Regions from separate parts of the Homo sapiens genome. Here region 1 is linked to region 2. Evidence: read pairs that join two places in POLR2A ChIA-PET (ENCODE). Cell type or tissue: PC-9. All regions are shown on one strand. Links, peaks and the distances in the headings refer to the core of each region. The heading gives the core; the rest is flanking DNA.

Evidence for each region. ChIA-PET counts read pairs that join two places held together with the same protein. Peaks named below come from ENCODE experiments on the same cell type or tissue, not always from the same donor. Only the 100,000 strongest peaks of a DNase experiment are listed, where the experiment ranks them.
Region 1: POLR2A ChIA-PET joins it to region 2 with 10 read pairs; 2 of 35 experiments call an interaction of 5 or more read pairs at or near these places.

The regions. Positions count from the first base shown.
Region 1 is chr9:72,659,179-72,676,382 of GRCh38, reverse strand. The region is part of intron 5 of TMC1 (transmembrane channel like 1); the gene reads right to left. Among named protein-coding and RNA genes, the nearest start is that of TMC1, 150 kb to the right of the region's middle. In PC-9, for the core only: no CTCF peak of the experiment used is centred there; a DNase peak (open chromatin) is centred at 8,992; H3K27ac peaks cover 581 bases.
Region 2 is chr9:72,316,217-72,330,724 of GRCh38, reverse strand. It overlaps LINC01504 (long intergenic non-protein coding RNA 1504), which reads right to left. Exons shown (of 5, transcript NR_110952.1): 3 at 2,004-2,061. Among named protein-coding and RNA genes, the nearest start is that of LINC01504, 18 kb to the right of the region's middle. In PC-9, for the core only: no CTCF peak of the experiment used is centred there; no DNase peak of the experiment used is centred there.

The sequences.
Region 1 (17,204 bases), core at 5,271-13,270, 340 kb before region 2:
CACAAATTTTTGGCATCTTTAATCTAAACTTTTAGGAAGATAAGGAAAACACAACTACTTTGAGCTTTTTCTTAATACCTTAGCATCTACAAGTAGAAATATCCCATAAGATTTAGTCTGAGATGATATTAGAAACCACTTCACCAAAAGATAAAGACTAGGCATAAAATATTACCCTAAATTGGTATTTATTAACTCTCTTGATACTCTTAACTCCAACGCCAATGTCTGCTCTTGATGATGTCAACCAATATTGAAAGAAGAGGCAGCCAAATTCAAACTTGCTGTGCTGCCTTAGCCAATGGTATGCTTCCCCATCCAATTTTTTCTTGTTACCAATTGGAGGATGAATTCTAGTCCATGCTCAGATTGATCAATAAACAAAGGACCAGCAGTCATTTTGGGTACTAGTCTTTCATTGCCACAGAAATTATAAAATCAGTTCCATACAAAGAAAGAGACAAGAGTCAATGGAGCCTAGATTGGGAGATTTACACGACTTCTCTCAGCCAGCTTCAGAATTCCTTTCCTTGTCAGTACTCTGGCATTCAGAGAACAAATTATTGTAATTGTGTGGCAACAGAAAAGACAAAAAGGCATGGGGTGGGGTCACTTAGTAAGAGCTTGACAGTCTGCCAAGTCTACTAGAAGCTGGGACCTTGTACTTGCTACCATATTCAGTATCCTGATTGTAAGTGATTTTTTTGTTTTCAGTCTAAAGAAATCAATTTCATCTTCATTAAATGCCAGAGGGTTGAGACTGTAATTGTAACTATTACATCATGCAGAGAAGGACAATGGTTTGAGATCTAAACCTAGACTTTTAGCAGCCAGATCAAAAGTAGGAAAGAAAGTTAACGTTGATGAAGAGAGACTCCTCTAAAGGAGCAACAAATACACGCAGGTGCTTTTAATTCACCATTATCCTTTTTTTCCCTCACATGGGATGGAATCACTTTGGTTATTGGAATAAGCCACATCTTAGTTTTAGACAGTAAGACTAGACTACACTAAACCCATTTTTAGAAATTCAATATCATATATTTTTCAGATGACAGGAGAAATGACTGAAATTCTATTAGTAGCCTCAGAAGCTACTTAGCCTCCCCGATGTGTTCATGTGTTCCCCAAGAAATGAGTTTGTAGCTCATACCCAGCTAGAATAGACCCTCACTTCTGGTTCTTCAAGGTGATCTTACCACTCAGGCATTCATCGAACTGTTCAGCTTCACATCCTGTCTCATGTGTCATGAAATCTTACTATATGTGTATGTGTGCATATGTGTGTGTGTGCATGAGAGAGAGAATTTTAAAGATTTAGTTGAAAGATTTCTGAGTCCTGGATTTATTTTCATACTTCTGCATTCTTCTTAAGGATCTTACAGTAAGATAGTTCCAAACAACAAATTGTCTCAACTGTGTGAGCTTGGTAAAGCTGTTTGCTCACCCTAAAACACAATTATCATCAATAGCCTGATGGCTTGATTTGAGATTAGCTTATTTTTTATTCATCAGCTCAGCCTGGCAGCAATGAGAGTATATTTTAATGGATTCCATGGACAAAGACCATCAATTTTCCTCTTCATTCTGTGGTGTTGAATTCTGCCACTCTCTCCAGACCTCTTCCCCTGTCTCCCAAATCCTGGAGGATTTCTAGCAGGGAAAGGCCAAGGCAATGGATCTCAAACTTTAATGGACATCATTATCACCTGGAGAGCTTGTGAAAACACAGATTCCTGGGCTTTGCCCACAGAGATTCTGGTTCAGTAGGTCTGGGATGGGCCCAGTAATTAGCTTTTCTAAAAAGCTTCCAAGTGGTGCTAAAGCTGCTAGTGGTTGGCAACCACTGTTTAAGGCATCCTGAGGGCACGGGGAAAGTTAATAAGCATCTGCTGCCTTCCTTTAGGAAACATAACTCTCATGACCTAGAAATTGTCTTTCTTTGTCTATCTTTATTTCAGTCTCACACTGTCTTGATTACTGTAGCTTTATAATGAGCTCTGAGGGCAAGTATATGTCTTCCAAACTTACTCTTCTTTTTCAAAGATAGTTTGCCTCTTGTAGGTCCTTTGCATTTTCATATAAATTTTAGGATTAGCTTGTCAAATTTTGCAAGCATTTTTAAAAGCCTATTGAGGTATTGATTGAGATTCTGTTGAATTATAGACCAATTTAAGGAAAATTAATATCTTCACAGTGTTAAATTTATCTAATTCACAAATGAGGTTTCCATTTATTTCTGCCCTCTTTAATTTCTTACAGCAATGTTTTATAGTTTTCAGTGTTCAAATCTTGAGCCACTTTTGTCAGGTTTGTTCCTAAGTACTTCATAATTACTTTTTCTGATATTTTAAATGATATTTTACAATTTTTAATTTCCGATTGCTTCTTGCATACAGTGGTCTGTAGTTTTGTTTTCTTGGAATGTCTTTTTCTGGTTTTGGATAGAGTAGCACTGGCCTCAGGGAGAGTTGGGAAATATTTCCTCCTCTTCAATTTCCTAGAAAAGTTTACGCAGAATTAGAATTACTTTCTCCTTAAATATTGGGTACAATTCTCTAGGGAAACAGTCAGAGCTTGGAATACGTTTTGTAGGATAATTTTTAACTATCAACTTAATTTCTTTAATAGATATACAGCTACTAAGATTATCAATTTCTTCCTGAATGAACTTTGGTAGATTGTGTCATATAAGTAATTTGTGCAATTTATCTAAGTTGTCAAATTTATTGGCCTGAGTTTTTTATCATATTATCTTATTGTTCTTTTACTATCTGTAGAATTTGTAATGATGCCACTTTTCTCATTTCTGTCTTCTGTATTAGATGAATAAATGTTATACTAAAGTTATTTATTTTTGGGTGCTACATATACAGTATGAAAAAAAGGAAATCGTTTCTTCTTGATAAATTCCTAATCAGTCTTGACCAGTGGTTTATCAATCTTACTGATCTGTATAATAACAAGTTTTGGGTGTTATTAAATTTTGTTTTGTTTTGTTTTTCTGTTTTCTACTTTATTGATTTCAGCTCTGGTCTTTAATACTTACTTTCTTCTGCTTATTTTGGATTTATTTGTTTTGTTTTTCTAGTTTCTTCAGGTAGAAACTGAGATCACTGGCTTGAGATCTTCTTTTCTAATATAGGTCTATACTATTATAAATTTTCCTCTAAATACTGCTGTTGTTGCATCTCAAAAGTTTTGAAATGTGTGTTTAATTTAGTTCAAACACTTTCAAATTTCTATTTTGATTTCTTATTTGACCCTGGGTCATTTAGAAGTATGATATTAGTTACCAAATATTTGGGGATTTGCCAGATATCTTTTGCTATTAATTTCAAACTTAATTCCACTGTAGTTACAGAATATACTTTGTATTAGCTGAATTATTTTAAGTCTGTTGAGATTTATTTATGGCCTAGAATATAGCATATCATGCTAAATATTCTGTGTTCTCTTGAAGAAAATGTGTATTCTGCTGCTTTTAGCTGATGTGTGTGTGTGCATATATATATACACGTGTGTGTGTGTGTGTGTGTGTGTGTGTGTGTGTGTGTGTTGCCCAGGCTTGTCTCGAATTCCTGAGCTCAAGGCCTGCCAAAGTGCTGGAATTACAGGCATGAGCCCCAAGCCTGGCCCCATAAATATTAATTAATTCAAGGTGATTGATAATATTTTGGAGGTTTTCTGTATCCTTACTGATATTTTTGTCTGTTTATTCTATCAATTATTCAGAAAAAGGTCCTGAAATCTGACTAATTAATTAATTAATATTTTATTAGTTTAAAATAGTATGTCTTTTTCCATCCTTTTATCTTTTACCTATTTGTATTTTTATACTGCAAGTGGCAATATTTTCTTATAGGCAAGATATAGTTGGATATGGGTATTTTATTCAATTAGACCATTTTTAACTTTTAATTGGGGTATTTAGGCCATTTACATTTAATATGAACATCTAAGTGATGAGTTTATTCTCTTACCATTTAATATTTTTGCAGATTGAATTAATTTAATTTTATAAGGAATTTAGAAACCATGAGAAAATATTTATATTTCATTAAAAAAACAAAGTCTGTACATCACTCAAATTTTAAAAGTCAGCGAGACAATAAAAAAAGTACTAAGTAATATGTTTCGTTTTAGAACAAAATATTATCAGTGGCTCATCATAACTGATATATGAACACAAAGAAAATGCTAAAAAGGTGTAAAACTGAATCTCAAAGTGATCCAGTTGGATGAAGGGAGCACCAGGTGTCACCAATGTGGGACTGCCATATATTCTACCAAAGGAAACAAACTACCACTAGGAGATAAAGATAAGCAAATAAATAAACTTGGGAAGAAAAGGATCCCACAATTCCTGGAATGTTACAGTAAATGGTTTATTTGTTTCTGTTCTTACATGTGTTTCATCTTTCTTCCTTTAAGAAATTAAGTGGATGTGTGAGGGATCCAAGCATATTTCCCAGTTATATCTTATTTTTTCAGTAAGGATAACTTTATATTGAATAAATAATGATTGATACTCCCTGTCATTTCAGCCACTGAATATACTATTAAAATGATTTAACAACTATACTATGCTTTGATTTTTTTTCTTTTTAAAAAACTGTAAGTCAAGAATATTTAAAGAATGAAAGTCTCTTAATTTAAAAAATATACAGTCATCCTTTGGTATCTGAGGGGGATTGATTCCAGGACACCCCTCAAGCCCCTCCTGTATACCAAAATTAATGGATGCTCATGTCCCTACCATTTAATTTTTATTTCTCCCATCTCTTCTTTGTTTTTGCTTTCCTCTTTCAGCCTTCTTTTGGATGAATTGACTTTTCCAATGATTCCATTTTACCACCTTTATGGTATATTATGTACAACTCTTTGTGTTACTATTATAAAGTGGTTGGTTTCAGGTGATGGGTATCAAGATATACTACCCCAAAATGTAACACCTTAGCATGTTAAATATTTTAAGCTGTATGAATTTGAGAAAACTGCAGAAGCAGGACGGTCACTCTGTTCTTCCCTGGCACTTCTCTGAAGCAGATCATAAGTCCCTCATGTGAGAGGTGCCCTCCCTATACCCAGAGAAAAGAAACATCCTTGTCTCTCACGACAAAAGGTCAAGGAGAAAAATCTGAACAAGCAAACCCAGCTAAATTTCCCCCAGTTTACTACCATTAGATCATAACCCCATTGTATTATATGCCCCATTATATTTCTCCATGACTATCCATTCTTCATCAAACCTACTATAAAAATACTCAGATCTGTTTCTTTGAGTCTTCTTTCCTTATGATGGCTACTGTGTCACATAACACTTATATTAAGTAAATGTGTATGCTTCTGTGTTATTAATCTGTTTTTTGTTATAGTGGCCTCAGCTGTGAACCCAGGATGGGTAGAAAAAGATATTTTTCTTTCCCTAAGAGGTTACAGTGGTCTTTAGTCACAGTCTCTCTTCAAGTGATACTACACCATTTCATACATAGTGTAAAACCTTATACCAGTATGTTTCCATTTCTTTTCTTACAGACTTTATACTACTGTTGTCATACATGTTTTGATGTTCATTAATCCTTCTTCTATATCTAATCTGCTGCGAATCCCATCTCGCTTATGCTTCATCTCAGATATTGTAATTTTCATCTGTACATATTTTATTGTCTTTTTATTTCTTCTGTGTCGTGATTTGATCTTTCCTCTAGCCACTTGAACATGTGTAATGGCTAGAGTTGGCAGTTATAATTAGCTCTTTGTTTACTAATTACATCATCTGTGTCATTGATGGGGCAATTATGTATAATTGATTTTTCTTGGAATTATGGGTATTTATTTTCATGCTTCTTTATATTCATGGTAATATTTGGTTGCATATTAGACATTATGAATTTTACCTTACTGACTGCTAGATATTTTCATATTCCTATAGTCTTCGGCTTTGTTCTGGTATATATTTAAGTTACCTGGAAACAGTTTTATCCTTTAGGGTCTCATTTTTTAAGTTTTGTTAGGATCAGAGCAACATTTGGTCTAGGACTAATTTTTTCTCACTGCTGAAGCAAAACCCTTCTAAGTACTCTACCTAATGTCCCATGAATTTCATGGTTTTTATACTCTTTCTGGTGGAAAGAGGAGCTATTCCCAGGCCTATGTGATTCTAAGGATTTGTCCCTCTAAACCTTTTCAGAGGTTCTTTCTCCAGCCACACACATGCACTGATCATGATTCAGCAGAAGAGTCAGCAGGAACACTACAGAAATCCAGAGCTCACTCTCTGTTCAGTTTTCTTTTCTCTGGAACTCTTTCTCATGAATTGCAGCTATCTTTGTACCTGCAGACTTTCAGGTCTCTCTCCTTAACTCAGAAAGAGCAATAGTTTCCATTCGCAACCCTTCTCTCTGCACCCTGGCCTGGAATCTCTCTCCAGGCAGTAAACTGGGGCAATCACAGGCTCACCTAATTTGTTTTCCCTCTCTCAGAGGTCATTATCCTTTGTTGTCTGAGGTATAATGTCTTGAAAACTGTTGCTATATATATCTTATCCAGTTTTTATTTATTTCACATAAAAGAGTAAATTCAGTATCTGTATTTCATCTTAACCACATTGAGAAATCTATTTGTGCTAACTATTCTAGAGGTCTCTAAGATAAGTTCTTTTTTTCAAGTCATATGGAAAAAAAAAAATGAGTCAAGAGACTAGCTATCTCTTACCCTTTCTCTTTTGTTTCACATCGGCTCATCCCCAGGTATGTGAAATCACCAATTTTAAGAGAAGGGTTATATCAATTATGCATTGTTTAAATAAAAATAACATTTATAAATATTTCAATGACATGCAGAAATGTTTATGATAGATGTCATACAAAAATATCATTAAAATTCTACAGATTATAAAGTTAGAATATCTGAAATAAATGTCTTCTGCAAAAATAAATTAATTAAAAGCTGAAATGAAATATGCCAAAATTTTTGCAGTCATATCTAGATGATGAGGTTGTGAGATGTTATTTCTTTTCCTTTAGATATTTTCTGTACTTTGTAAATTATTATAGTACATTTTTTTTTCTTTAGATAGAGTCTTACTCTTTCGCCCAGGCTGGAGTGCAGTGGTGCAATTCCAGCTCACTGCTACCTCCGCCTCCCAGGTTCAAGCGATCCTCCTGCCTCAGCTTCCCGGGTATCTGGGATTACAGGCGCCTGCCGCCACCTCACCCAGCTAATTTTTGTATTTTTAGTAGAGACAGGGTTTCACCATATTGGCCAGGCTGGTCTTGAACTCCTGACCTCAGGTGATCTGCCCCACCTCAGCCTCCCAAAGTGCTGGGATTACAAGCGTGAGCCACTGCACCCAGCTGTATTATCTTTTAAAAGGGCAAAATTGTGTTATGTTTTTGTTTTCTAAAAATGAGTTGTAGGGAGACAAAAACTGAGAGAAAATTTTGAGGAAAATATACAGAAGGTCTGAAGTTACTGCTTAGCTATTTCTTTAAGTATCTCACACAAGCTGTTCTTTGCTTGACCCTGGCAGTTATAAAACATAGCCCTGTGTCTCTATGAAGAAGGCCTGGATTATAAAATATCATGAAAAAACAGGAATCGAACATCCAGAATTTAGTAAACATTATTTTAATCCCACAGTATTAGGAAAAAAGGAGCCAATGCCATAAAATATTAATAGTGCTCTCTTCGATAGAGGCTAAAATGTTCTATCTTGTAATAGAGCTCAGGACCGGACTTTTAGAGGAAAATGATGAAAAGTTTAGAGAGAAGTGATGGCAAAGGGTTCTAGTTAATTAACTCTACTCTCTCTTGGTTACCAAATTAAGGGAACTCAGTTGGACTATTCTATTCTTAGATCAGGTTCATGTGATGATCCTCATTGTACAGAGAAGAAAACAGAAGCAGAAAGAGCTCCAGATAATTCACTCGTTAATTCACTCAATCAACAAGAATACACTTAGTGTCTATGGAGACAAAGCACTAAGAGGGGCTGTGTGGTTCAGCTGAAGGAGCACAGGATTATTCTCAGAATCAGACAGACCTGCGTTCAAAACCTAGCTCTGCCTCCTCAAAAATTATGACCAGACAACTTTTTAACCTTTCTGACCATCAGCTTTCATTTCAACAAATTATGAAAACAAATAACATCATAGGAATGTTGTGATCATTAAATAAGTTAAATGCTAAAACCCATAAGTAAAAATATTATACACTAGGCATTGCCTGATATATAAAAGGCACTCGAATCTATACTAATCTAATGAAATCTGGAGAGCTATAAAGTAAAAAAGGATATTTTTCTTTTATTCCAAAATGTCACAATCTAACTAGGAAAAAAGATATTAACAAGTAAAATGATTGGTGTGAGGTAGAATATAACTAAGTACTGTGATTTTTAATGTCAAAGATAGGAACTGAGAGAAAGAAGACATTCCAGGCAGCTGAAAATGAAGAGAGAAGGCTGAATGAAAGAAGTAGACTTAAATTGAGTCTCTAGATGTAAAGAGGTTAGAAGTCATCACTCCCATCCTAAGAAGAAAAACGCTGAACAAACTGGAAATCAATGGCTCTTCTTAATTCTGCTGACAGAATTGATAGAGAGAAAGGATAGCCTCATTGAGGTAAGAAGAGGCAGGGATTTATAACAATAGGTGCTGTTGTCTGACTGTTTTACTGCTAAGCAATTTAAAAATTGCCAGGATTAAAAATGCCCAGAGTTCTCAGAGAAACCCAACTGGTGCGTGTGTTATTATCTCAATTTTAAGCAGACTAAATGAATAAGTCCATTTAAAAATGGTGAATTGTATTTATGTGTTTGTTGTGACTACATCCCAATATCCAACTACATTTGGTAGTGAAAGAATTGTAAAAGGTATATATACCAACAAGACAAAAAGGAAGGAACATGAGCAGGTGAGAGATTTCTACATCTTTTTGAAAATATGAAAACAAGGAAGAGATTTTTGGTTTATCCAGGAATAAGAATGTAGTGAGCTGGCAACCAGGAAGAAGGAAGCTGACTTACATTGCAGAATCTAAGGATCAGATTTTAGAGGTTCTGGGGAGGGAAAGGGCAGTGAAGAGACACGGGGTAGAAAATTCACTGAACCCGAAAGTCAACCTGGAATTTCCTTTGCCACTCTCACCTTACTGAGGATGCAAAAGCAGCCAGAGATGGAGAAACCCAAATCTACCAGTTATCACTAGTTCCCCTACCCTGCTTTATTTTCCTCAAAACAGTCACCATCTGACATTACTTTTTTTGGTTTTTGGTTGTTTTGTTTGTTTGTTTGTTTTGAGACAGGGTCTCACCCTGTCACCCGGGCTGGAGTGCAGTGGGGAGATGTTGGCTCACTGCAACCTCTGTGTCCTGGGCTCAAGTGATCCTCCCACCTCAGCCTCCTGAGTAGCTGGGACTACAGGCACACGCCACCATGTGTTTCGTTTATTGTTTGTTTTGTTTTGTTTTGTTTTGTTTTGTTTTGTTTTGGTAGAGATGGGATTTCCCTATGCTGCCCAGGCTGGTCTCAAACTCCTGGGCCTAAGTGATCCTCCCACCTCAGTCTTCCAAAGTGCTGGGATTACCAGCATGAGGCCACCACGCCTGGCCGTGACATTATGTTATCTACTTATTTGTTAATTGATCCACTGTTTATTTTCCCCACAAGCAAATAAGCTTCTGGGAAGGCAGGGGCTTTGTTGGTCTTCAACTCTTTATTGCCCATGCTTGGCAAATAATAGGCACTCAGTCAGTGTTTGTGATATGAATAAATGAGTGACCCCAGCAATAATATTAACAATAGTTATACTGTACAAGAGTGACATTAGATGGTAATTTCCTTCCAGTCTCAGATTTACCACATTTCCCCCTGTGTCTTGGGGCCTTTTGGTTAGTATAGGAAATTTGTCCAAGAGGAAGGAATAACATTAGCAAAGTCACAAAGAAGAAGGAAGTACAAGGCATGAAGGGAACAGAGATTTGCCAGGCTAGATTAGAACCACCTCTGTAGAGTGCTCCCCCAGTGTCCTTAGAGAAGGTCCTATATTACTCATTGCATCTCTCATGCCTCTGAATATTAAAGCACTTTTTCTTCCCTTTCCTTCCTTTTTTTTTTTTTAATAGAGACAGGACAAGGTCTTGTTATGTAGTGCAGGCTAGTCTCGAACACCTGCCCTCAAGCAATCCTCCCGCCTTGGCCTCCCAAAGTGCTGGGATTACTGGCGTAAGCCACGCTGCCTGGCCTCAAAGTATGTTTTAAATCTAACTATTATAAACCTTTCCTTTCAAAATTTCTGATATTTTAATTTGCTGCCTTCTCACTAAAACATTTATGTAGTCTGGTAGCTCTGCTTTTCACATAACCCAAGCTCCTCCATTCAGAGAAGATGCAACCAAAGGCCATGGAGGAACTGTGGAGGGAACTGTGAGCCATGTTCTCCACTTCTGAAAGCCATCATGCAGGTCATTCTTCTTCATGGAGAAAGCAAAGTTCACTTGCTTGTGAGTGGGAAAATGTTCCCTCCCAGAAGCTGGTGTTGGTAGTGCATACATCTACAGCCTTCACCTACATCTAAATATACATCAGGAGAAATTTAGTAGGCAACAAAAAGCTAAGCAGAATTTTAAAATAAAGCAAACTAACTGAAGGCCTGTTAGATTAATCTCTGTAAACTAAGGTATCGTGATGCCAGACGTAACATTCAGGTCTCCTGACTAGAGCCTGAGTCACCAGTTGTCAGACTTGTGAATTCCAAAGAGGAGCTTGCCCTGGTTTATTTCAGCTTGCCAGGGCTTCCACCCATCCATCCCAGGCCATTGGAATGCAGTGCTAAAGCACCCTGGATTTGATATTCTATGTGTGAAATATCTTTGTACCACTTTCTGTAGCAACCTATCTAAATCAGTCACCAAATCTAAAAATAGACATTCTTCCTTAAGTTATGGCTTTGAGTCCATATAACCAATGGAGGAAAATAGTGCCAGAGTCCAACCTTTTTTTCTAACACCTCCACTAAGCAGGAACTAAGAAAAGGAGTGGGGACCTAGACTAGAAATATCTCTTCTTATACCCACCTGAAAGCAGCTCTCAGAAGATGTCATAAAACCAAGGTTCACACCACTCATTATTCAAGTACCTCATACAATTGACCATCCACTCAATAAATACAGTCACGTACCACATAACGACACTTCAGTCAATGACAGACCACATACACAAAGGTGGTATCATAAGATTATAAAGGAGCTAAAAAATTCCTATTACCTACTGACATTGAAAGGGGAGAGTTCCCTGATACCCCTTGCAGACATGTGGAAGGGGTGTGGCTCATCTGTTGCGCAGTCACTGCTGTGCAAGCCTGTTATAGGAGAGGGAGCATGTAGACAGATAGGTGCAGGAGCCAGGGCGAGCACTTTTGGGTTCCCATCCCACGGTGGCATCTAGGGGTGTGTGCCTGTGACTCTCAAAGCCCCAGTGGGTGTGCTACAGTGCTCTTTTAGCTCCGCCATCCGCAGATGGCTTAAGTGTTAACCAGCTCAGTGCCCTCTTGGTACCCAGGTTCTTGTCCAGTGTCCAGGAAGAATCAAGTCACACATGAACTTGAAGGATGGTGAATGTGAGGATTTTACTGGGTGATGGAGGTGGCTCTCAGCAGGATGGGTGGGGAGCTGGAAAGGGGATGGAGTGAGAGATGATCTTCCCCTGGAGTTTGGCTGTCCTGCAGCTGATCTCCTCTCTGACCATCCCCATCCAAACTCCTCTTGACATTCAGATGCTCCTTCTCTTCTCTCTTTCTCTGCAGCACCACTCTTCTGCTCCTCTGCTCTTCTGTTTGTCTGCTCATCTGCTCATCAAGCCTGGGATTTGGGGTTTATATGGATACAGGACAGAGGGGCATGGCAGGCCAAAAGGCAACATTTGGATGCACAAACAGGAATGCCTATTCCCATTTAGGACTGCAGGTTTCCAGGCTTGGGAGTAAGGCTTTTGCCAGGGAACTGCCCTCTTCTACCCAGTATTTCCCTGTCTCCTGTTTATATCAACATGGTAGCTCTGGTAATGTCATAGATCAACACATTACTCATATGTTTGTGGTGATCCTGGTGAAACACACCTACTGCACTGCCAGGCATACAAAAATGTAGCACAATTAGGTATAGTACATAATACTTGATAATGATAATAACCGACTCTGTTACTGCTGTATTTATTTACTGTACAATACTCTTAATCGTTATTTTAGAGTGTACTCCTTCTACTTGTAAAAAAGGAAATTAACTATAAAACAGCCTCAGGCAGGTCTTTCAGGAGGTATTCCAGAAGAAGGCATTGTTAACACAGGAGACGAGAGCTTCGTGTTATTGTCCATGAAGATCTTCCAGTGGGACAAGATGTGGAGGTGGTGGATAATGATATTGATGATCCAGAACCTGTGTAGACCTAGGGTATTGTGTTTCTGTCTTCATTTAAATTAAAAAGTTTAAAGGGAAAAAATGAAAATAGAAAGCACTTATAGAATAAGTATATAAAGAAAATATGTTTGTACAGTTGTACAAAGTGTGTTTTATGCTGTTATTACAAGAGTCAAAAGTTCAAAAAAATTAAAAACTTCAAAAAGTAAAAAACTTATAGTAAGCTAAGGTTAATTTGTTACTAAAGAAAGAAAAATATTTTTAATAAACTTAGTATAGTCTAAGTATATGGTGTTTATAAAGTCTACAGTGAAACCACCTTTGCAAACGTTAACAGTGACAAAATTATGACAGTGAAAGAGATCTAAACTAACAGATTCCATCTTGTTTCTAACCTCCAAGCTGCCCTTGTCCATTCCTGGGGACAGGTCCAACTAACTTTGGGAGGAACTTAGTTTATAGTTTAACTTTGAAACAAAGATGATAACAGCCCTTTCCTTAAATAAACCCCCTTCTTTCCTGGGGACTAGGCTGCCTTTGTAGGACTAACAAATTAGCCACAAGATTTGCAACTTCCCCAATTACTCCTGCAAATAACATCACTATTACAGAACCTAAGATTGGTCTTTTGAGATGTCTTTTCAGGTTTTTGCATTTCTGACAACTGGTGGCCCCACCTGGACCCACCAACCAGTCCTGTGGCCCCACCAAGAAGCAAATTCTAACACCTCCGCTAAGCAGGAACTAAGAAAAGGAGTGGACTTGAGAAATGCATGAGGACCATTTTCCACATCCCTATGATTGTATCTCCAACCAATCAGCAGCACCATTCCCTGGCCCTTCAAACTATCCTTGAAAAACCCTACCCTCTGAATTTTCAGGGAGACTGACTTCAGTAATAGAACTCTAGTGTCCCATTCAGCTGGCTCTGTATGAATTAAACCCTTTCTCTACTGCAATTCCTGGTTCTTGATAAATTGGCTGTATCCAGGTAGCAGGCAAAATGAACCCCTTGGGTGGTTACAAGAATATATCCCAGTTGTTAAGCAACACATGACTGTATTTATTAAGTCTTAACTCTTGTTGTGACAGTAGGGATACATGTTATAAAAAGTTAGCCATATCCCTGCTTTCCAAGATTTTCTAGTATAATCATTAAGATAACTTACATCCTGAAATTTCTGGAGGAGTGCTGATTACAAGTGTTTTATGGCTAAGATATATTGTTACAGAATTTTTCATTTTTTTCTTGAAAAAGCAACAAAAGTTTGAATCTGCTGTTTATTAATTAGTGAGCACACTTGTTTTCAAATCATTTAAAAAACACAAAACAAAATCCTTTAAATGCTATTAAACATCAAAATATAAAAGATGAGATCTGATACACGCAAAAACTTCCTAAAGAGACAGAATGGCTCCCAGGGCAGAATAAGCAGCCAAAATGATGGTATTGATACACTTAAAAAGAGGCCAGGCACAGTGGCTCACACCTGTAATGCCAGCACTCTAGGACGCCGAGGCCAGTGGATTACCTGAGGTCAGGAGTTCGAGACCAGCCTGGCCAACATGGTGAAACCCTGCCTCTACTAAAAATACAAAAAAAAAAAAAAAATTGCTGAGTGTGGTGGCGCACATCTGTGATCCCAGCAATTCAGGAGGCTGAGGCAGGAGAATCGCTTGGACCGGGGAGGTGGAGGTTGCGGTGAGCTAAGATCGTACCACTGTACTCCAGCCTGGGTGACAGAGCAAGACTCTATCTCAAAAAAAAAAAAAGAAAAAGAAAAAGAAAATGTGTCAAAGGAGATGTAGTAGTTGGAAAAAGAAGCACAGGAAATGGCAAGTGAAAGAAGAGACCATGTTAGTGCTTATTAAATGTTACCCAGTGGAACAGATCCAGATCCTGGGGAAGATAAGCCCTTCCAATGTTTTTCCTTCTGTTGGCAAAACTGGAATGTTCCATCAGACCTAGCTGAACTATCCCTCGAGTCTACCAACCTGTTTTGCTCTTGATCAAGGGCTCTCCAAGCAACGCTTGCATCATAATCTGGTTCCCCATGTAGACTTTCTCTAGGCTAACAATGTGCTGGTCAGCAGACACAAACCAGCTATGAGTTTAGCAACTACCCAACTGACCACAACAAACTCACCTCATCCTTGGACTTTTTCAGATTTGCAACCTAACAAAATGTAATTTAATTTCAAAAATTTGTTTTAAAAAGTATAAAAGGAAACTCAAAATTAAGCAAAATTATCTGGCCAAGTGTTTCAATATTTAGTCTAGAAAAAAGTGGTCAGTAGTCATATAAGGAACATAAATAATATCTCCATGCCAAAGCACTTGGAGATGAGTCACATGTAACTGGTGCATACTTAATACCACAGAAGTATGAAAGGGAGAAACTATGTCTTACTGAGGAAATCCAGGAAAGCAACACAGAGGAGGCAGTAATCAAGTGAGGCTTGAAGAATGAGCAGAGTGATGATAAGCAAAGACCTAGAGAGGCTAAGGTGATTGCTCCAGTCAAATAAAATGTAGAGGGTGGAAAAAGTGCTGGGCATGCAGGCAAACAGTTTAGATGTGGACTTAAAGTAAAACTAAGTTTAAACGGTAGAATAAGATGACACAGCTGCTTGAGAAGTATAAATGCCACATGGCAGCAATGCAAAGCCATCTAATCTTTATAATAAAGAGGAAACATCATGGAGTGAGACTCTAGGAATCAGGCAAGGCAAGAAAACATGATCCATGGCTGAAAACTGAAAAGCATAATTTTAACTCCCAATCATTTACATTCTTTTTGTTTGTTTGTTTTTGAGATGAGTCTCGCTCTGTCACCCAGGCTGGAGTGCGGTGGCGTGATCTTGGCTCACTGCAACCTCTGCCTCCCAGGTTCAAGCGATTCTCCTGCCTCAGCCTCCCAAGTAGCTGGGACTACAGGCGCGTGCCACCATGCATGGCTAATTTTTTGTATTTTTCTGGTAGAGACAGGGTTTAACTGTGTTAGCCAGGATGGTCTCGATCTCCTGACCTCGTGATCCGCCCGCCTCAGCCTCCCATACGTTCTCGTATAAGGTATTGATAATTTCCATCCAAATACTTGGATGAATGCAAGCTAAAATGAAAAGGGAAGGACAAGGGCTTGAGAGTACTGGAACCTGGATCAGAATGACATTATTGTAATACGGGGAAGCCACAGGAGGATACAAACTTGGGATACTTCGTAATTTTGACTGGGTCTTCCAAGCATCTCCCGCACAGTTCAGGAGATATTTTTGCAAGAAGAGCCTTGTCTATTCATATTGCCATAAAGATATGAAAACCTAGAATACATCTATTTTCTACTAATTCAGTAGAAGGTTATTATGGCCAAGATGTATCTATATGCAAAATCTTCTATGTGCAGTCTGAGAAACTCTGGAATGCTCTGAAAAAATTTTTGTGCATTTGGAGGAGTTGGAACAGATGTAGAAAGACAAGAAAACTCCTCTCTTCTTTGAATCAAAAATAAAAGGTTATTTTTTTCAAATGCAGATAGAATTGAAGGAGAAAATGCTATTTTATTACTCATTGCCTCTCCAAAACCTGTTGTTTAAGAACTGGACAGCTGACCTGAATGTAGAGTTCAAGGAAAAGGAAATACATTTGAGGTAGAGAATTCAATTTCTCAAACTCACCATGTGTGAAGCCTCAAGCTAGTTGCAAATTTAACTTGCATACAATATTGTCCATGAAGTGAAAAATCAGAAAAATAGTCACTATTGCTGAGAAGTCTGTTTAATTGTTCATTACCCAGGAAGTGTCATGGTGCTTCATAAATGAGGGATCCATATTCAGTTCACACTTTAAGCAAAGGAGAACATTAACATCAAAAGGGTATGAAGCCACTTCAATCCACACAGTGCATTGATGATCCTCCTCCTCAAGGAGAAGGACAGGCAGGAGGAATAAGGTAGACTATTAGCACTCAGGGGTAGAAAATGATGTCATATTAGGCAGTCATTCTCAAAGTTAGAAAGCAATGATTTTGAACTCTGTCATCAGCAGTTAAGGCTCAGGAATCTCAAACAGAAACCCCGACTAACATCAGATCATCAGCAGAACAGAGTGCACAAAAGAGTGGATTAGCTGCCCCATTAGAAATTCTTTAGTTCTTTCTCATAAAAGTTCTAACGAGTTACCTTAAGAGGAAGAACTAGATATCTTATTAAAACCTGCTATGTGCCCTACTAACTATAATTATAGTTCAGTTCAACACATGAAGGATATTTGTTTAAAGAGTAAACAAACTCCACATGGTATTTGTTTGTTTGTCTGTTTTTGGACACAAGGTCACACAGGGTCTTGCTCTGTTGCCCAGGCGGGAGTGCAGTGGTGCAATCTTGACTCACCACAGGCTCCCCCTTCCAGGTTCAAGTGATTCTCATGCCTCACCCACCCCAGTAGCTGGGACTACAGGCACATGCCACCACACCTGGCTAATTTTTTATTTTTAGTAGAGATGGGGTTTCACCATGTTGGCCAGGCTGGTCTTGATATCCTGGCCTCAAGTAATCTGCCCACCTTGGCCTCTCAAAGTTCTGGGATTATAGGCATGAACCACCACTCCCGGCCCAAACTCCATCTTTAACCTGGCTCCACTGAATTTCACTTTTCCACCCCTGGATAACATGGCAGAAGATCCTGTAGCTTTCTTGTTATTTTCAGTTGCAGGAACCACCTCATTTTGAGAATTCAGATTCATTTTCAGGTATTCAAATATCCAGTCCAGTCTATATTAAAACTGTA
Region 2 (14,508 bases), core at 4,198-12,197:
TGAAGAGGTCACAATAGAAGCGACAGAATAATAATGCCTCAATAATCAGTGAAATTATCTTGAGATAATGAATGCTTCTAGGAGGCAGCAGGAGTGGGGGATGAGAGGAATTAAGTGATGAAAATGGCCCTACCTAAATTTCCACATAATGGGGTTATGAAATAACCTGTATCTGTTGGGTTAGAATAGAGTAAAATAATCTTGATTTTGGTAATGTAAAATTTCTTTTTTCTGAAAACATTTTTTATTTTTGTAATTATTTTTCAAGGAAAGTTTGTGTAAGCTTTGTGCATTCTTCTTTTTATTCTTGCTGACTTACTTTTGGTCTCCATAGAGGTACTCAAAAGTTAATGAAGTGACAAATTTTTTTTTCTTTTTTTTTCCTGAGATGGAGTTTCACTCTTGTCACCCAGGCTGGAGTGCAATGGTGCGATCTCAGCTCACCGCAACCTCCACCTCTAGAGTTCAAGTGATTCTCCTGCCTCAGCCCCCTGGTAGCTGGGATTATGAGCATGCGCCACCACACCCGGCTAATTTTTTGTATTTTTAGTAGAGATGAGGTTTCAGGAGGTCTCAAAACTCCTGACCTCAAGTGATCTGCCCGCCTCGGCCTCCCAAAGTGCTGGGATTACAGGCGTTGAGCCACCGCGCCCAGCCAAAGTGGCAAAATTATATTTAGTAAAAGGGAAAGGAGTAAGGGTGGTGGTGAGAGAAAAGGCGGTGAGTGAAAACCTTCATTCAAGACTTTCATACACAATTTAACAGCTAACACTTTGATAATATTGAGGGCTTACGTGTGCAAGTGTTCTACATAAATATTACCTATGAAGTAGGTAATATTTTTATTCCCCACTTTGAAGATGAGAAAACTGAGACTCAAGGTTATTTGCTCAGTCACAGAGCTAGTAAGTGATAATGCCAGGATATTCAAACCTAGACCCAAGTGCACTCATGCTCTTAACCACTGTGCTATCTTGCTTCCCTGAAGACTCTAACAACATTTGGTCCTCAGAACCTATTCCTATGAAAGGATTTCAATGGCTCTTGAGCACTTTGCTCTCCATGACTTTTCCAGGAACCATGCTGATATTTCCATTGTTGACATCATCCCAGTGCTGCCTGCAGTTGTGTTTCCTCTTATTTATTTTCCTTATTGGAAACTAGAAGCTACAGTTATTAAATGCATTCAAATAGAGCTGCTCAGGGGAACAGACTTTCATGAAGGCCATACTCTTTAAAGGCTAACATAAAGCTTCCAAGCTCCCCCACCTTAGGAATCAGAGAAGGATGAAGGGCAGGAGACCCAGAGAGAGATTCTGTTGTCCTGACCTGAGCAGTAGACTATTCTATGCTTGTTCACCAAGAATGAGTAGCTGGGAGAGCAGAAATCCAGTTTAGGAAATATCATTCCCCAAAGAAGGAAGTCATTAACCAACATTTCTTCCTCTCTGTTAAGGTATGTGAAATGTAAGGAGAATGATTAAGAACCTAACAGGTAACAGTGATTAAGAGAAGAGGACTGGCCATCAATGGTAGACTGGATTAAGCAAATGTGGCACATATACACCATGGAATAGTATGTAGCCATAAAAAAGGATGAGTTCATGTCCTTTGTAGGGACATGGATGAAGCTGGAAACCATCATTCTGAGCAAACTATCTCAAGGACAGAAAACCAAACACCACGTGTTCTCATTCATAGGTGGGAATTGAACAATGAGAACACTTGGACACAGGGTGGGGAACATCACACACCGGGGCCTGTCATGGGGTGGGGGGAGGGGGAGGGATGGCATTAGGAGGAATACCTAAGGTAAATGACGAGTTGATGGGTGCAGCACACCAACATGGCACATGTATACATATGTAACAAACCTGCACGTTGTGCACGTGTACCCTGGAACTTAAAGTATAATAACAAATGTATATATATAAATTTTTTTTAAAAAAGAGAAGAGAATTGGAATCAGATTGCTTGGGTTCAATTCTGGTTTCATGACTTACTAGCCAAGTGAATCTTTGTGCAAATTACTTCAACTTCTCCAGATGTCAGTTTCTTCATCTGTACAAGGAATAATAATAATGCCTATTTTATAAGATTGCTGTGAAAGTTTAATGTAATTATCTATTTAAAGCTGAATATAACAAGTGCTAAATAAATATTAGATATTTGTTAACACAACTTGGGAAAGCAGGTGGTGAGGGTTGTATTAGCTTCCTAGGGCTTCTGTAACAAATGTCCACAAACTGAGTGGCTTAAAACAATAGAAATTTATTCTTCACAATCTGGGGCCCAGAAGTCTGAAATTTATGTGTTGGCAGGAATTCACTCCCTCTGCATTCCAGGTGCCTATATCCCTCCAATCTCTGCCTCCATTTTCACATGGCGTTCTCTGTGTGTCTTCTCTTCTGTCTCTTTAAGGACACTTATCATTGGGTGTAGTCCAGGATGATCTCATCTTAAGATCCTTCACTTACTTACATCTGCAAAGACCCTTTCTCCAAATAAGGTCACATTCACAGGGTCCAGGTTTTATTTATTTATTTATTTATTTATCTGTCTATTATCTGAGTGGAGTCTTACTCTGTTGCCCAGGCTGGAGTGCAGTGGCATGATCTTGGCTCACCACAATCTCCGCCTCCCAGGTTCAAGTGATTCTCCTGCCTCAGCCTCCCGAGTAGCTGGGACTACAGGCATACGCCACCATGCCCAGCTAATTTTTGTATTTTTAGCAGAGATGGGGTTTCACTACGTTGGCCAGGCTGGTCTTGAACTCCCGACTTCGTGATCCACCTGCCTTGGCCTCTGAAAGTGCTGGGATTACAGGCGTGAGCCACTACGCCTGTCCGGGTTCAGGTTTTAGAACAAGGACCTATCTTTTGGGAGGCTGTCATTCAAACCACTATAGGTGTTCAGAAACGTTTTCACTTCTCTTTTAACTACTTTCATTCCACTTTTGGCCGGGTACAATCTTTATGCTGTTTCCTAAATGCTGATGGTTCTTCCTTGACTTAGGACACTTTGCTAACTCTGTTAGGCTCGGTGCCATGGAGGATATAAAAATAAAACATCCTGGCTGGGCACAGTGGCTCATGCCTGTAATCCTAGCACTTTGGGAGGCCAAGGCGGGAGGATCATGAGTTCAGGAGTTTGAGACCAGCCTGGACAACGCAGTGAAACTCCATCTCTACTAAAAATACAAAAATTAGCTGGGCGCGGTGGTGTGTGCCTGTAGTCCCAGCTACTCGGGAGGCTGAGGCAGGAGAATCACTTGAACTCGTGAGGCGGAGGTTACAGTAAGCAGAGATCGTGCCACTGTACTCCAGCCTGGGCAACAGAGCAAGACTCCATCTCAAAAATAAATAAATACGTAAACAAATAAAATTTAAAAAAAAATCACAGACCACAAAGTAATACAAATCTGCCATGATCAAGGCCATCAGAGAAGTATAGATGAAGGCACTTAGAGGATGAGAGTTTACTTTGAAAATAAGCTAATAATTGAACTAGGTGATGGGTACATATGGGCATGTAGGTTGGGGTGTGTAGGGCTCCTTCTACGTAAGTGGAAGGAATAATGAAAGCAAATGTAAAGAAGTAGGATAGCATGGAGTATGTATTGAAAACAGCAAATTGATTTTGCTTTGGAACAGGGATCAATAAACTGGCCCATCCAGCCTACCATCTGTTTTTATATGTGCCCTGAACTAAGAATAATTTTCATATTTTAAATGGTTGAGAAAAAACAAGATAATTAAAAATTTATAACATGAAAATTATATTAAATTCAAATATTAGGATTCATAACTAAGCACAGCCACACTGTTTTGTTTACATATTGTCCATGGCTGCTTTCACACTACAATGGCAGAGTTGAGCAGTTGCGACAGAGACCACATGACTGAAGAGCCTAAAATATTTTCTGTCTGGTTTTTTTTTTTTTTTTGATGGAGTTTCCCTCTTGTTGCCCAGTCTGGAGTGTAATGGTGCAGTCTCAGCTCACTGCAACCTCTGCCTCCCAGGTTCAAGCGAGTCTCCTGCCTCAGTTTCCCCAGTAGCTGGGATTACAGGCAGATGCTACAATGCCCAGCCAATTTTTGTATTTTTAGTAGAGACAGGGTTTCACCATATTGGTCAAGGCTGGTTTTGAACTCCTGACCTCAGGTCATCTGCCCGACTCAGCCTCCAAAAGTGTTGGGATTACAGGCGTGAGCCACCATGCCCAGCCTCTATCTGGTTCTTTATAGAAAAAGTATGCGGCCAGGTGTGGTGGCTCACACCTGTAATCCCAGAACTTTGCGAGGCCAAGGCAGGCGGATCGCTTGAGCTCACAAGTTTGAGACCAGCCTAGGCAACATAGTGAAACCTTGTCTCTACCAAGAATACAAAAAAATTAGCTGGGTGTGGTGGTGTGCACCTGTGGTCCCAGCTACTCGGGTGGCTAAGGCGGGAGGATCGCTTGAGTCCCAGAGGTGGAGGTTGCAGTGAGCTGAGATCATGCCACTGCACTGCAGCCTGGGTAACAGAGTGAGACTCTGTCTCAAAAGAAAAAGAAAAGAAAAAGTTTGCCAACTCCTGCTTCAGAAGAACCCTCAGGGGCATAAAGGAAATAGCAGAAGAAGATATGCTGGTCCAGTATTGCCATTTGGCCTTTGGTAACAGCCTACATTCTTGACTTTGCTCAGCCTTTTTCTACCCACCTAAATTTTCCCATCCCAAATATTATCCTCTCAAGACCTTAATTGGTTATTTGCTAAGTAACCTGAGAGCTAATTTTGCGATCTTTTTAAAGCTGTGATTGAATCATAACAGTTTAATGTATAACTTATTACTCCTCCTAGGTAACATATTTGGAATTTAGGGGAACCCAAACCAAAAAATTGCTTCCCCCTGGCAGAACAGTGGGAAAGATATTTGCAAAAGTGAGCCTTCCTTCAACTTTCATGTCACACCTTATAGGCAGCCAATTCTACCTATCAAAAGCAAACTTGGTTGTTAGTTTTGCTGTTACCCTTTCAATTGGTTAAGTTACTAGTATGCCATTTGCTGCTAAGTTTACCCTTAGGGGAGAAAAATAACGGCAAGAATTACTTTACAATAATTGTCAACCACTGAGAGTTAAGTCTCTATGCCCCCTTTAGCTAATAAGGTAGGCCTGGGTAGCTATCATTAAGTCAAAGATTTTTTCATGAAGGAGGAAACAGCTCCCTGATGAATTTGAGATGAGATTAGAAATGCTGAAAGCAGTGTTCTCAAACTTTAGCATAGAGAAGAACCGCCAGAGGTCTGTTAAAATACGAATCCGCTAATCTTACCCCCAGAGAATCTGTGTCTCCAGTGGAACTCAGGAGTTATGGGGGGAAAAAAAATGATGAAGGATCCAAGCTACCTCCCACAAAGCAGTCTTTATATTTGGTTCTTTACTTGCTCCAAGAATCCCTAAGTTGTTAAAGTAACAGACAATGTAAGTAGACAGAAGCATCATTTTGAAAGACTTTCCTGTTCTCTCATTCTGTTTAACTGACCTTTATTCCCAGTGAGTAAACATGAATCAAACCCTAGTCTAAGTAAGAAAACGTGATTTGAGGGAAGGGCTGGATCTTTGAAAGCAGTATAGAATGGAGGTTAGGAAGGGAACTCTAGACAGAGGCTGCCTGATTCAAATCTCACCTCTGTCACTGGTGCTATGTGAGCTTGGGTGACAACTCGAATCTCTCTGTGCCCTCGTTCCTTCATCTGTAAAATGGGAATAACAATATTATCTATGTCTCAGAGTAGCTGTGAGCATTAAATGAGTTACTACATGTAAAAAGCATAAAATAGAAACTTTTAGTACATTTCAATAAATATATAAAAACTTATTGGAGAAACTCTTGTGTGACCTCACATACCTTGTAAGAGTGGCATGAGAATTAGAGCATGTTCATAATTAAACAATTATGATTGTGCTATTTACTCCAAGTTAGCCAGGGGCTTGTTCCTTAGAGACCACTGTCATTTTCTACATTTGTCCATGAAGTTAATCCACATATTTACAAATCCTAAATGTAACTTTACTTTTATTTTCAATAGGTAACAAGTATTAAGAACCATATCACAAGGACTTTGATAACTGCTTGACTTTGTGTGCTTTATCTCATTTATTTCTCAAAAAAAAAAATTCCATGGGGTAAGTACTACTACTAGCTCCATTTTACAGATGAGAAACTGATGTTGGCCGGGTGTGGTGGCTCACGTCAGTAATCCCAGCACTTTGGGAGGCCGAGACGGGTGGATCACCTGAGGTCAGGAGTTTGAGACCAGCCTGGCCAACATGGTGAAACCCCATCTCTACTAAAAATACAAAAATGAGCCAGGTGTGGTGGCGCACGCCTGTGGTCCCAGCTACTCGGGAGTCTGAGACAGGAGCCTTGCTTTAACCTGGGAGGCGGAGGTTGCAGTAAGCCAAGATCTCGCCACTGCCCTGCAGCCTGGGAGACAGGGGAAGACTCTGTCTCCCCCACCCACCAAAAAAAAAAGAAAAAACAGAAAACTGATGTCACACAGCTAGTAGGTAAGTGCAGCTGGGACTCAAATCTAGGTTATCTGGCCCCATTCTTCTGTGGCAGTAGTTCTCAACATGGGGCAATTTTGCCCTAGTGGTAGACTGAATAATGGGCCCCCAAACATGTCTACATCCTAACTCACAGAACCTGTGAACATTACCTCACATGGCAAAAACACCGTGCAGATGTGATTAAGTTAAGGATTTGAGATAAGGAGATGAGCCTGGGTTATGCAGGTGTGCCCAAGAGAATCACGACAGTGCTTCTAAGAGGAAGGTAGAAGGAGTCAGAGTGGAGGAGAGGGCGATAGGATGACAGAAGTCAAGTTTGGAAAGATGCACTTTGAAGAGGTAAATGAGGACACAAGCCAAGGAATATAGGTGGCTACTAGAAGTTGAAAGAAGACAAGGGAATGGATTCTCCCTTCAGAGCCTCCACAAGGAACCAGCCCTGCTAATATTTTGATTTTAGTCTCATAAGACTCATTTCAGACTTCCAACCTCTGGAACTGTGAGAGAATAAATTTGTGTTTAAGTCATTAACTTTGTCATAATTTCTTACCACAGCAATAGGAAACTATACCACTCTCCAGGGCACACATGCCAGTGTCTAGAGACATTTTTTCCTATTGTAGCAGGAGAGGTGGTACTACTTGGTAGTATCTAGTGGGTGGAGACTCAACCTCCTGCAAGACACAGAGCAGTCTCCCACAACAAATAATTATCCAGCCCAAATGTCACCAGTGCTTGACAGAGCAGGAGCACCGTCATGTTGGACAAACACCACCACTTTAAGTTCCAGCTCTCTTTCTAGTGTCATGCATTTCAAGGAAATCACTTCTCTTCTAACTACAAGCAGCCAGAAAGAGCAGACAGTAAAACACAGATAAACAGAGGTGGGGGGAAAGGCTCTTGGGTAACTGCCAAACTTCGCCCTCATACAATGGGCCCCGGTAAAACAGTGGGCCCCAATAAGCACATTCCTTTCCCTTCAGGTGCACTAAGTTAGGGAAGCTAAAAGCAGAATTGGGGGGTATGCCTGCAGCTGCAGAAAGATGTATGGGAACAGACACACAACTCTCCCTCCCAGATAAGCACAACAAAGAGACACAGAAGCAGTCCAAGCCTCTGATAAACTCTTCCACCCTGAATCCTTAAAACCTCTTAGTGTGTAAGAGAGTGGGCTCTGACCTAACTCGGCCAGAAGCCCCTCTCAGGTTTGTTTTCTAAAATAAACCTGTCCTTGTTGACTGTCGAGCCACCCTTCATGTTTCTTTCCTATTTCTTTAATTCTTACAGTGCTGAGGTTGAGAAACCCTGCTGTAGAGCAGCAGAACAGGAAAATCTGCACGGAATGCCAAATACTTCCAATCTGTAATCAGCCTTCTACCTAGCATAACTCAGGCTGGTCTTTAGCACATCATGGACATGGATGTTGTATTCACCTGGTTTATTGCTAACCCACTAAAATCAATTATGGTATTAGAAGAAGCTTTTTTATCTATAGAATATAGTTCATGCTCCTCCCTCTGGTTTTGAAGGCTCACCACAGCTCACTCCAACTTACTTTTCCAGCATGATTTCTTTTTAATCCCCTTTGCAAACCAAACATCCTTGGAAAAAGGGCAACTCTATGTAGCACAGGGCAGGAACGAATGAACTGTCTCCTCAATGACATAGTTGCATGCTCTTACAGCGAAGGTATTCCACTTGAGGCTAAAATTTCATGGCAAGAGTCCACTTGTTCTAGCTTGGTCATGTGCTCTCCCTAAACTAATTCCCAAGGCCAGGGCAATTCTATTCTCATTTTATCCAAAGAAAGCACTGGAGACTTTGAAGATCATGTTTATGTCTATGTCATCCTGGAATTCTCCAAGGAATGCATTCTAGTGCCTTGCACATGTTGACATGTGAATATTGTTTGAATGAATAGCAGAATGAAAGACCAACTCTCTGGGATGCATCATCTTAACCTTCATCTCTCTGTCCCTTATTTTGCAGTTATAGCATGTGATACATCATTTCTGTGACAGATTTAACCTAAGTATTTGTAGCAAAAACTTTTTAAAAACCTAAATTCCTGGTCCAGAAATATGCTATTATTAAACTAAAGTTCAGAGTTTACATCTTCATAATAGAATATAGGTATAAAGTTATTGGAAAGGGACCAGACTATATGATTATCACTCAGAAATACAGCATTTATTAAACAAATCAACAAAGAAATGAGTATAACTCATAATTAATCAGTCTGGGCTCACTACATACTTATGTTCAAACTAGTAAATATTTTAAGTTTTCTTGAATTACAGCTTTAGATCAGGGTTGGCAAACTATAGTCATGTGTCACTTAGCACTGGGGATACCTTCTGACAAATGTGTTGTTAGGTGGTTTTGTCCTTGTGTTAGCCTCAGGGAATGTACTCACACAAACCTAGATGGTATAGCTTACTACACACCTAGCTTATATGGTGTGGCCTATTGCTCCTATGCTACAAACCTATTCCTTCTTCAAAGGTAAACTAACTTTAGCTTACTGTAACATTTTTACTTTTTTAAACTATTTAATTTTTAAAAATTTTTGACTTTTATAATAAATTTAGCTTAAAACACATTGTACAGCTGCTCAAAAATATTTTATTTCCTTATATTTTTATTCTATAAGCTTTTTTTCATTTTTAGAATTTTTACTAGTTTTTTACTTTTTAAATTTTTTGTTAAAAACTAAGACACAAACACACACCTTAGCCTAGGCCTGCACAGTGTCAGGATCATCAATATCACTGCTTTCCACCTCCACATCTTGTCCCACTTGGAAGGTCTTCATGGCAATAACATACATGGAGCTGTCACGTCCTATGATAACAATGCCTTCTTCTGGGTACATTCTGAAGGACCTGCCTGAGGCTGTTTACAGTTAACTTTTTAAAATAAGTACAAGGAGTCCACTATAAAATAATGATTAAAAGTATGGTATAGGACCAGGCACGGTGGCTCACGCCTGTAATCCCAGCACTTTGGGAGCCTGAGGCAGGTGGATCATGAGGTCAAGAGATGGAGACCATCCTAGCCAACATGGTGAAACCCCGTCTCTACTAAAAATACAAAAATTAGCTGGGCGTGGTGGCATGCGCCTGTAATCCCAACTATTTGGGAGGCTGAGGCAGGAGAATCGCTTGAACCCAGGAGGCGGAGGTTGCAATGAGCCGAGATAGCACCACTGCACTCCAGCCTGGTGACAAAACAAGACTCCGTCTCAAAAAAAAAAAAAAATATGTGTGTGTATATATATATATAGTATATTAAATACATACACCAGCAAGTTGTTTATTACATTATCAAGTATTATGTACTGTACATAATTGTGCTATATATGTATATATATATAGAGAGAGACAGAGAGACAGAGTCTCCCTCTGTTGCCAGGCTGGAGTGCAGTGGCACAATCTCGGCTCACTACAACTTCCACCTTCCAGGTTCAAGCAATTCTCCTGCCTCAGCCTCCCAAGTAGCTGGGACTACAGGCGCCTGCCACCACATCCAGCTAATTTTTGTATTTTTATAGAGATGGGGTTTCACCATGTTGGCCAGGATGGTCTTGATCTCTTGACCTTGTGATCCACCTGCCTCGGCCTCCCAAAGTGCTGGGATTACAGGCGTGAGCCACTGCACCTGGCCAATTGTGCTATATTTTTATATGACTAGCAGTGTGGTAGATTTGTTTACAACAGCATCACTACAAACACTTGAGTAGTACATTGCACTTTGATGTCAAAATGGCTACAATGTCACTAGGCGATAGAAATTTTTCAGCTCCATTATGATCATCTTATGGGACTTCCCTCCCATGTCCAGTCCATCCTTTTTTTTTTTTTAGACAGAGTCTCAAAATCCCAGCAATTTGGGAGGCTGAGGCAGGCAGATCACCAGAGGTCAGGAGTTTGAGACCAGCCTGGCCAACGTGGTGAAACCCGGTCTCTACTAAAAATACAAAAAATTAGCCAGGTGTGGTGGTGGGCACCTGTAGTCCCAGCTACTTGGGAGGGTGAGGTAAGAGAATTGCTTGAACCCGGGAGGCAGAGGTTGCAGTGAGCAGAGATTGTGCCATTGCACTCCAGCCTGGGCAACAAGAGCAAGACTCCATCTCAAAAAAAATATATATATATATATGTATATATATATGTGTGTGTGTGTGTGTATATATGTATATATATGTGTTTGTATATATATACATATAGATACATATATATAACAAAGTTTACTTCTCATAGTGAAGATAAATTCTCATCACTAGTATTGATTCTGGAGCTTTCTTTTCCATGTGTTATAAGGCGAATTGTGTTCCCCCAAAATTCACAGGTTAAAATCCTAACCCGAAAACTTCATAATGTGACTGTATTTGGAGACAGAGTCTTTAATTAGGTCACTAAGTTAAAATGAAATCATTGGGGTGGGCCCTAATCCAATATGCCTGGTATCCTTGTGTGAAGGGGAAATTAGGACACAGACATCTACAGAAAGACACCATGTGAAGACGCAGGGAGAAGGCGGCCATCTACAAGCCCAGCAGAGAGGCCTCAGAAGAAATTGATTCTGGTGACACCTTGATCTTGAACTTCTACCCTCTAGAATTGTAAGAAAATAAATTTCTGTTGTATAAGGCACCCAGTTTGTGGTACTTTGTTATGTCAGTCCTAGCAAACTAATATACCATGTTTCTGCCTTTACATACAAGTAGGCAACTATCATGTCTTCTCTTTACCAACTTCAATATCTTCTTTCCCTTCATACATTCATTTTGGCTTATCCATTGTCTACCATATCTTTTTTTTTTAAATATGTTTTCCAAATATTGTATCCATTGGTTCAGCACTTCTACCTCTAGGAAATTTTCATACTAAGGAAATTATACTAAAGAAGCACAAAGCTTTATATTATACATAAAAATTTGCATCCCAGCAATGCATATCATTTTCTCCAATTTTGAAAAATGATATATTACACATACTTTATTTTACAAAAAAGTAAGCCCAACATAATACATGTGTGATGAAATTTTCAAATAATGTGAAAATTTATAAGCAAAAAGTAAAGCCTTCTCTTACATTTACCCAGAAACCCACTCCCCAAAGAGCACTATAAGAGCATATTATCTGCACATATGATTATAAATATAAATAAACTCATGTATATATTTCTAAAAACAGAAATGGGGAAACAAATACATAATAGTAGAATAGTTTCACCTATGATATCATGCATATCTTTCTATGTTAATTCAATTCCTTATCCTTCCTTCCTTCACTGCCTTCGTAACTCCTGCCCCACTTAAGAGAGCTAGATTGTCATCTTGCTGACACTATCTGTCCTTCCCTATCTCTCTGTTAAGTGTTATTTCTCTAGATTCACATAGCACCCTGGACATAGCTAATAACCTCATATATGACCATAGTTAAGAACGATGGCACTAGGGTCAAACTGCCTGGGTTTTAATCCTCGTGTATTTATTTCCTGTTGCTGTTATAACAAATTACCACAAACTTAATAGCTTAAAACAACATAAATTTAGAAGTCAAAAGTTGTAAAATCAAGGCGTTAACAGGACTCTGTTCTTTCCGGAGGCTCCAGAGGAGAATTCATTTCCAGCTTCTGGAGGCTGCCTGCATTCCTTGGCTCACGGTCCTTTCCTCAGTCTTCAAGGTCAGCAGTGTGGCATCAAGCCTCTCTTTCCTTCTCTTCTGCCCTTTCTCTCTCTCTCTTTCTCTGTTTTCATCATCACATTCCTTCTGTGACTCTGACATTACTATTTACCTCTTATTAGGACTCTCCTCAACATTGGACCCACCCAGATCATCCAGGATAATCTTCCTGTATCAGGATCCTTAACTTAGGTCGAGCATGGTGACTCACACCTGTAATCCCAGGACTTTGGGAGGCCAGGTAGATCACCTGAGGTCAGGATTTCAAGAACAGCCTGGCCAACATAGTGAAACCCCATCTCTACTAAAAATATAAAAATTAGCCGGGCATGGTGGCACGTGCCTGCAGTCCCAGATACTCAGGGGCTTAGGCAGGAGAATCTCTTGAACCTGGGAGGTGGAGTTTGCAGTGAGCTGAGATTGCGCCACTGCACTTCAGCTTGGGCAACAGAGTGAGACTCCATCTTAAAAAAAAAAAAAAAATCCTTAACTTAATCATACCTGCAAAATCCCTTTTTTCCATGTAAGATTATATTCCATTTTTACCATTTTACTTTACAGGTAATTTCGATGCAAGGTAATATTTGCAGGTACTGGGGATTAGAAGGTGGACATCTTCAGGGAGCCATTACTCAACCTGCCACACTGGGCAATGCCATCTTATTAGCAAGGCATGCCTCAGTCTCAACAGCTATTAAAAAGAACAGAGTGATCATCCCTACTCATAAGGTTGCTCTGAGGATTCAGTGAGTTCATACCTGTGAATGGTGCCTGGGACATCATATATGTTCAGTAGTGGTAGCTATCATTATTATTATTATTATTATTATTATTATTATTATTATTGATGGAGTCTGGCTCTGTCACCCAGACTGGAAGGCAGCAGCACGATCTCAGCTCACTGCAACCTCCACCTCCTGGGTTCAAGTGATTCTCCTGCCTCAGCCTCCCGAGTAGCTGGGATTACAGGCACCCGCCACCATACCTGGCTAGTTTTTGTATTTTAGTAGAGACGTGGTTTTACCATGTTGGCCAGGCTGGTCTCAAACTCCTGACTTCAGCTGATCTGCCTGCCTCAGCCTCCCAAAGTGCAGGGATTACAGGTATAAGCCACCATGCCCAGCCAGTGGTAGCTATTATTATAACTACATAGTTATCTAGTTACCTTCTTTGCTCTACACTAGACTGCTAGTTCTTGAAGAAAAGAACAGAATTTTATATATCTGTGTGTTCCCAGGGTGGAGCACAGGGTCTGGGACATATTAGGTGCTCAATAAATATTTGTCAACCTGAATTACTCCACTTAAAAGACTAATATTTAGCCAGTAAAAATTATAGAGAATTTGAAATATTATGAAAAACATCATCATACATTATATTGTCATACAAAGTGACAAAAGCAAAATAAAATATGCACAATCACAGCTGTTTTAAATATGCAGGGCTAAAAATTATGCATAAAAATAGACTGGGAGGAAATATGCGCAAACATTAACACATTAACAGTTGGTGGTCTTGGAGTTGGGAAATCATGGGTTATTTTTTCTTCCTGTTTTTTTATTTTTTAACTTCAGATTTTCTCTATTGAGCACATTCCTTTTCAAGATGAAAAAATAATTTACGTCTTACTTATACACACACATCTCTTGTTCAGTAGACATTAAAGGTGACATTATACATCAAGTCAACTCAACCTCTGAGTTACTGCCTAGCTTGCAGTTCTGAGTCCAGAATTTACCAACTAAATGAACTGAAGAAGTTGCTGTTGCGGATGTTGTTGTTGTTGTTTTTGTGTCACCTGAGAGCTGAAGAGAGGGACCATCCACTCACAGGGCTGCAGCGGGGTCCGGTAGGATAAGGGCACATAAAGTGCCCAGCATGTGGCATGGCACACAATAGGCATGGAATAAATGTTAGATATTCTTCTCATGGTTACTATTACTCAGAGAACAATGCTATCAAACACATATAGGAAGAATTATAAGGAGGCATATGTTCAGAGACAAGAAGCAAAGAAAATTGGAAAAAAACCCAGCTCATTGCATGTCAGGATCTATAAGTTATTTCACTTTAGCTCCTTTCAAGGAAAGATGTACCAAGCTCAATAGTACAAGGGAGTTTTTTTTTTTTTTAAACATTCTAAGTTTTAGCAAGGGAACTGGCCCTCATCCCTCGAAATCTCTTGCAGATCCCCCAGATGTAAGACAGATCAAAACAACTGCTCCAGTAAAACCCCACATGGGGTCAGGCCATGTGTTCTGAGCT